Linked DNA regions of Homo sapiens: region 1 is linked to region 2. Evidence: read pairs that join two places in POLR2A ChIA-PET (ENCODE). Cell type or tissue: PC-3. All regions are shown on one strand. Links, peaks and the distances in the headings refer to the core of each region. The heading gives the core; the rest is flanking DNA.

Evidence for each region. Peaks named below come from ENCODE experiments on the same cell type or tissue, not always from the same donor. Only the 100,000 strongest peaks of a DNase experiment are listed, where the experiment ranks them.
Region 1: POLR2A ChIA-PET joins it to region 2 with 6 read pairs; 2 of 35 experiments call an interaction of 5 or more read pairs at or near these places.

Annotation. Positions count from the first base shown.
Region 1 is chr20:35,505,929-35,508,739 of GRCh38, reverse strand. CEP250 (centrosomal protein 250) reads right to left here. Exons shown (of 35, transcript NM_007186.6): 31 at 889-1,002; 32 at 550-705. Among named protein-coding and RNA genes, the nearest start is that of CEP250-AS1, 16 kb to the right of the region's middle. In PC-3, for the core only: no CTCF peak of the experiment used is centred there; a DNase peak (open chromatin) is centred at 1,689; H3K27ac peaks cover 985 bases.
Region 2 is chr20:35,025,554-35,028,364 of GRCh38, reverse strand. The region is part of intron 8 of TRPC4AP (transient receptor potential cation channel subfamily C member 4 associated protein); the gene reads left to right. Among named protein-coding and RNA genes, the nearest start is that of MIR499B, 36 kb to the right of the region's middle. In PC-3, for the core only: no CTCF peak of the experiment used is centred there; no DNase peak of the experiment used is centred there.

The sequences.
Region 1 (2,811 bases), core at 228-2,727, 480 kb before region 2:
CTCTCAGACCTCTGGAGCAAAGGCCAGCAAAGTTCTCCTGCAGTAAGTACTGTAGGCTTTGTGGGGCATAGCAGGGAAGCAGCCATAAACAATGCATGGCTGTATTCCAATAAAACTTAATTTTCAGGGCTGGGCGTGGTGGCTCACACCTGTAATCCCAGCACTTTGGAAAGCTGAGGCAGGCGGATCACAAGGTCAGGAGTTCAAGACCAGCCTGGCCAACATAGTGAAACACCATCTCTACTAAAAATACAACAATTAGCCAGGCATGGTGGTGCATGCCTGTAATCCCAGCTATTCAGGAGGCTGGGGCAGGAGGATTGCTTGAACCCGGGAGGTGGAGGTTGCAGTGAGCGGAGATCGTACCATTCCACTCCAGCTCTAGGAGACAGAGCAAGACTCTGTCTCGGGAAAAAAAAAAACAAACTTAATTTTCAGAAACAGGCAGCAGGCTGGATTTGGCCCACAGGCTGTAATTTACTGAGCCTATGCTCTAGGGACCACACGAGAAGTGGAGATGCATGCCCACTGGACAAGAAGAGGGGTCACCTGCTCCAAGGTACTCCGCAGCTGGACATTGTGGCGCTGCAGCCTGCTCCTGTCAATCTCCAGCCGGGCCACTGCTTGCTGCAGGTGTTCAAGCCTTTGTCTCCATGACTGCTTCTCCATTCCATCAGGACTAGGCTCAGCCTCCACTCCTGAGACCTGTGGGAAAGACCTGTGAATCTCACCTGGGCAGCCCCTAAGACAGGTAGGGAACAGACAGAGGACACACAGACCAATCTGGCAGGTTTAAGCTTCAGGAACCCAGTTCCCAAGGGAAGGGGACAAACCCCTGGACAGGAGCTCCCTGCTGGGTCACCTGTTCCCCCAGAGCCCCCAGCTCACCTCTCCCAGCTGCACACCCTGCTCCCCTCTGGACCCCAGTTCTGCTGTGCTGGTTGCACCTGGGCTGTGTAGCCGCTCCTTCTCCAGAGCCCGTCTGGTGAGCTCCAGTTCATCCTAGGGTACGGAGGTATGGAGCAAAATCACACCTTGCCAACCTCATATCCAGACCAACCCATCCTCCACACAAACAGCGGTTCAATGTTCTCCTCAGGCTTTTGTCTTATTTTTCCTAGAGGCTCTGAGTCATTCTAGTACAGAACCTTCATTTTACAGATAGGTAAAACAAAGGAGCAGAGGGGCTCTTCTCAAGGATATGCGGTGAGCTAGCAAGGAAGCTAGGATCAGAGCCCCCAGCTCACTTCACATCTCCTAGAAGGCTGAGCAATGACTCAGAGCACTGATGTGCTGTGGGAACAGCATGGACTCTCGAGTCACACAGGGCTGGGTGCCCTGTGGCGTACCCAGTGGCCCATATAGCCACTCAGTGGCTATATGACTCTGGTCAAAGCACAAGCTCTCCCCAAACCCCAATTTCCTCATTTATAAAACGACTACATGCACCATGAAACATGGATCAAGTCCTTAGGTTAAGTCCCTTTGGATAAATGGGGAAGCCTCATGCTAGATACTTTCTAGGTGCCCTGTGGTTCATAAATGATAACAGTCAAGAAGAGATGAACAAGAGAAAACAAGTGTACGCAGGTGGATGTGGGTTGCCTGGGAGAGAGGAAGAGCTTGGTGACAGAAAGCCTGCGCTCTAGAGGCAGATGACTCAGACCTCATTCCAGTCCTGCCATTTATGAGTTTGTTTTTTTGAGACAAGAGTCTCACCCTGTGTGTTTGGAGGTGGCAGTGGGTGAAGTGACTCTGACCAGAGTTATGTTATTGAGTGAATACTGCTCAGTAACCCAAGAGTATGGGTGGGAAGTGCCCTCCTGCCCAATTACATAACTTACTTTTGCTGTGCCTGTAAGAATGGGCCTGAACATAGGAAAGGAGGTCCACTTAGTGCTTTCTTCCTAAGCAATTCATACATATCATGCCATGTCATACCACCAATGCCTATATTACTGATGAGAAATTGAAGATCAGAGTGAAGGCATTCACCCGGGGTTACACAGCTGATAAGCCGCACTACTGTATTTCAAACCCTGTGAACTTTGGAGTTCACAGATGGACCTCCTTCTCCTCATATTGCCCTTCACCAAGAGCAGAGCTTTGTGAGTTCCCAGAATGAACTCTCTGGGGGACTGTGTGTCTGGGGTTCTCTGGGGCCCAGTCAAGGGACCAGGATGTAGAGTCTATTTCCCTGGAAAATTGGACTGGGCGTCTTTTGGAAAAAGAGATGATGCCTCTCTCTCTTGAGCCAACTTGGCTTTCCTGTTTGCCTGCTCTCTGCAGGTCTTGTGCTCAGTACCGGGGGTACAAAGGTGACTAAGACACGGTGCTTGACCTTGAGGTTAAATAATACACCCTGAAGTCCTCTCCTAAGCCCACTTCCTCTCTCACTCAACATTCTGCCTACAAGAAACCCATTTGTTCTAACTGCTGATGACTCCAAAGTGTCTCTGGCTTCAACTCCATCCTTCAGCTTCAGATCATTTTACTGACCTGCCAACAGGCTCCTCCCTCCATTTCCAAACTGACCTCATCATTCATTCCACTCCTCTTTCTCACACCTGCTTCTCTTCATCTTCATGAACAGGAACCTGAGTGTCATCTTTGACTTCTTTCTGCCCTCTCTTTATTCCTCCCACCTCTTAGCCAATCAAGTCCTACCTCTCAGACCCACCCACATGTCTCCATTCACACTTTCCATCTTAGGGCACAAGCTCTCCCCTGGACTTCCCAGTACAGCCTCCCAGTGGGTCTCTCCAGACATGCTGTTGCTCCACACGGCAGCCTGAGCAATCTTTGTGAGCT
Region 2 (2,811 bases), core at 158-2,657:
GTCCCAGCCCTTTGGGAGGCCGAGGAGGCGGGTCGCTTAAGGTCAGGAGGTCCAGGCAGGAAAATTGCTTGAACCCCCGAGGCAGAGGTTGCAGTGAGCCGAGATCACACTACAGCCTGGGTGACAGAGTGAGATTCCATCAAAAAAAAAAAAGGAAATATTTTGAGACAAATGAAAATGATACTATATATCAAACTTATGGGATGCAGCTAAAGCGTGCTTAGAGGGAACTTTAGAGCTATAAATGCCTACATTTTTAAATAAATCTAAATTGCCTAAACGTCTACCTTAAGTCATTGGAAAAAGAACAAACATCTCAAAAGGAAAAGGAAGTAATAGGATTAGAGTGAAAACTGGTGAGATAGAGAATAGAAAAACAGTAGAGAAAATCTGTAAAACCAAAGGTGATTTTTTTAAAGGTAATCTTTAAAAAGATCAACAAAGTTGACAAACTTTTAGCCACACTGACCAAAAAAGAAAGGCTCAAATTACTAAATTAGAAATGAAAGAAGGTACGTTACAACCAACCTTAAGAAAGTAAGAGGACTCTAAGGGAATACTATAAACAATATAAGCCAATAAACTAAATAACCTAGATGAAATGAGCAAGTTAAAAGACACAAACTATTGCAGCTAACTCAGGAAGAAATAGAAAACCTGAAGTATAACAACGAGATTGAATAAATAATGAAAAACTGCCCACAAAGAAAAGTCCTGGCCCACATGGCTTCACTGGTTAATTCTACCAAATGTTTCAAGAAGAATTCACACCAATACTTTCCAGACTCTAATAGAAAATAAAAGAGGAAGGAACAGTTCCCAACTTACTCTTTGAGGTCATATTATCATGATACCAAAACCAGATAAAGACATCACAAGACCAGTATCTCTTATGATTATAGGTGCAAAAATCTTCAACAAAATACTAGCACACCAAGTATAGCAACATACAAGGATTGTATACCATGACCAAATGGATTTATGCAAGTTTGGTTCAACATTTGAAAATCAGTTTATGTAATACACTGTGTTAATAGAATAAAGGACAAAAACCACATGATCGTTTCCATAGGAGCAAAAAAGCATTTGACAAAATCCAACACCCTTTCATGGTAAAAACAAAAACTCAGGAGAGAACTTCCTCAGCCTGTTAAAGGGCATCTACAAAAACCCATGGCTGACATACCTAATGGCAAAAAATTGAAAGCTTCTACCACTAAGATCAGGAACAAGACGAGTTCCTGATCGTTTCTGGAAGTGGCAGTGCCATTGCCACTTCTCTTCAGCATCGTATTGGAGGTTCTGGCTAGGGCAGTTAGGCAAGAAAAAGAAATTAAAGGCATGCAAATTAGAAAAGTAGTGAAACTGTTCACAGATGGGATGATCTTATATGTAGAAAAATCTAAGGAATCTACTATAAAAACCAGTAAACTAATAAATAGGTTCAACAAAGGTTCAGAATACAAGGCTAATATTAAAAAATGAGTAGTATTTCTATAGAGTAGCAATCAACAAACCAAAAATTAAGAAAACAATTTTATTTATAATAGGATCAAAAAAATAAAATACTTAGGAACTTAAGTGTAAAACTTATACTCTGAGAATTCTAAAACATCATTGAAAGAAATTAAACCCTAAATAAATGTAAAGACATCCCATGTCTTTGAATCAGAAAATTAATATTGTTAAGATAATGATAGTCCCATTCTGATCTATAGATCAGCCTTACAGATTCAACACAATTTCTGTCATAACTCTCAGCTGACTACTTTGCACAAATGGAGTAGCTGATCCTAAAGTTCATGTGGAAATGCAGGAGACTTGGATTAACAAAAACAGTCTTGAACTAGGCCGGGTACAGTGACTCATGCCTGTAATCCCAGCACTTTGGGAGGCTGAGGCAGGAAGATCACTTGGCCTCAGGAGTTTGAGGCCAGCCTGGGTAACATAGTGAGACCCCTGTCTCTATAAAAAATTTAAAAATTAGGCAAGCCTCGTGACACCCACCTATAGTCCCAGCTACTCAAGAGGCTGAGGTGGGAGGGTAGCTTGAGCCCAGGAGTTTGAGGCTGCAGTAACCTGTGATTGTGCCACTGCACTCCAGCCTGGGTGACAGCAAGACTCTGTCTCAAAAAAAAAAAACAACCTAAGACAACTCACATCCTGACTTGAAAACTTACTACAAAGCTGCAATCGAGACACTATGCTGCTGGCCTGAGGATAGACATATTGATCAATGGAATATTGTTGAGAGTTCAGAAATAAACCCTCATGCTTATTATGATCAATTGATTTTCAGTGGGTACCAAGACCATTCATTGGTGGAAACAGTAGTAGTCTTTTCAACAAATGGTATTGGGACCATTTGATGTCCACATGCGAAAGAATGAAGTTAGATCCCCTGCCTTATGTCATATACAAAATTAAAAGGGTCAAAGACCTAAATGTAAGAGCTAAACCTGTGAAACCCTTAGAAGAAAACATAAGGATAAAGCTTCATGACCTTGGATTTAACAATTTAGCTGTCATACACAATGACATCTGAAGCACAAGCAACCAGATAAATAATAAATTGGACTTCATCAAAATTAAAACTTTTTGTTCTTCAGAAAACACAATGAGGAAAGTGAAAAGAGAACCCACAGAATGGAAGAACGTTTTTTGTGGGTAAGGCAGGGTGGGACATCTTTGCAAATAATATATCTAATAAGGGATTTGTATCTAGAATGTATAAAGAACTCTCATAACAATAATAAAAAAACCCATTTCAAAATATAGACAAAGGATCTGAATAGATGTTTCTCCAAAGAA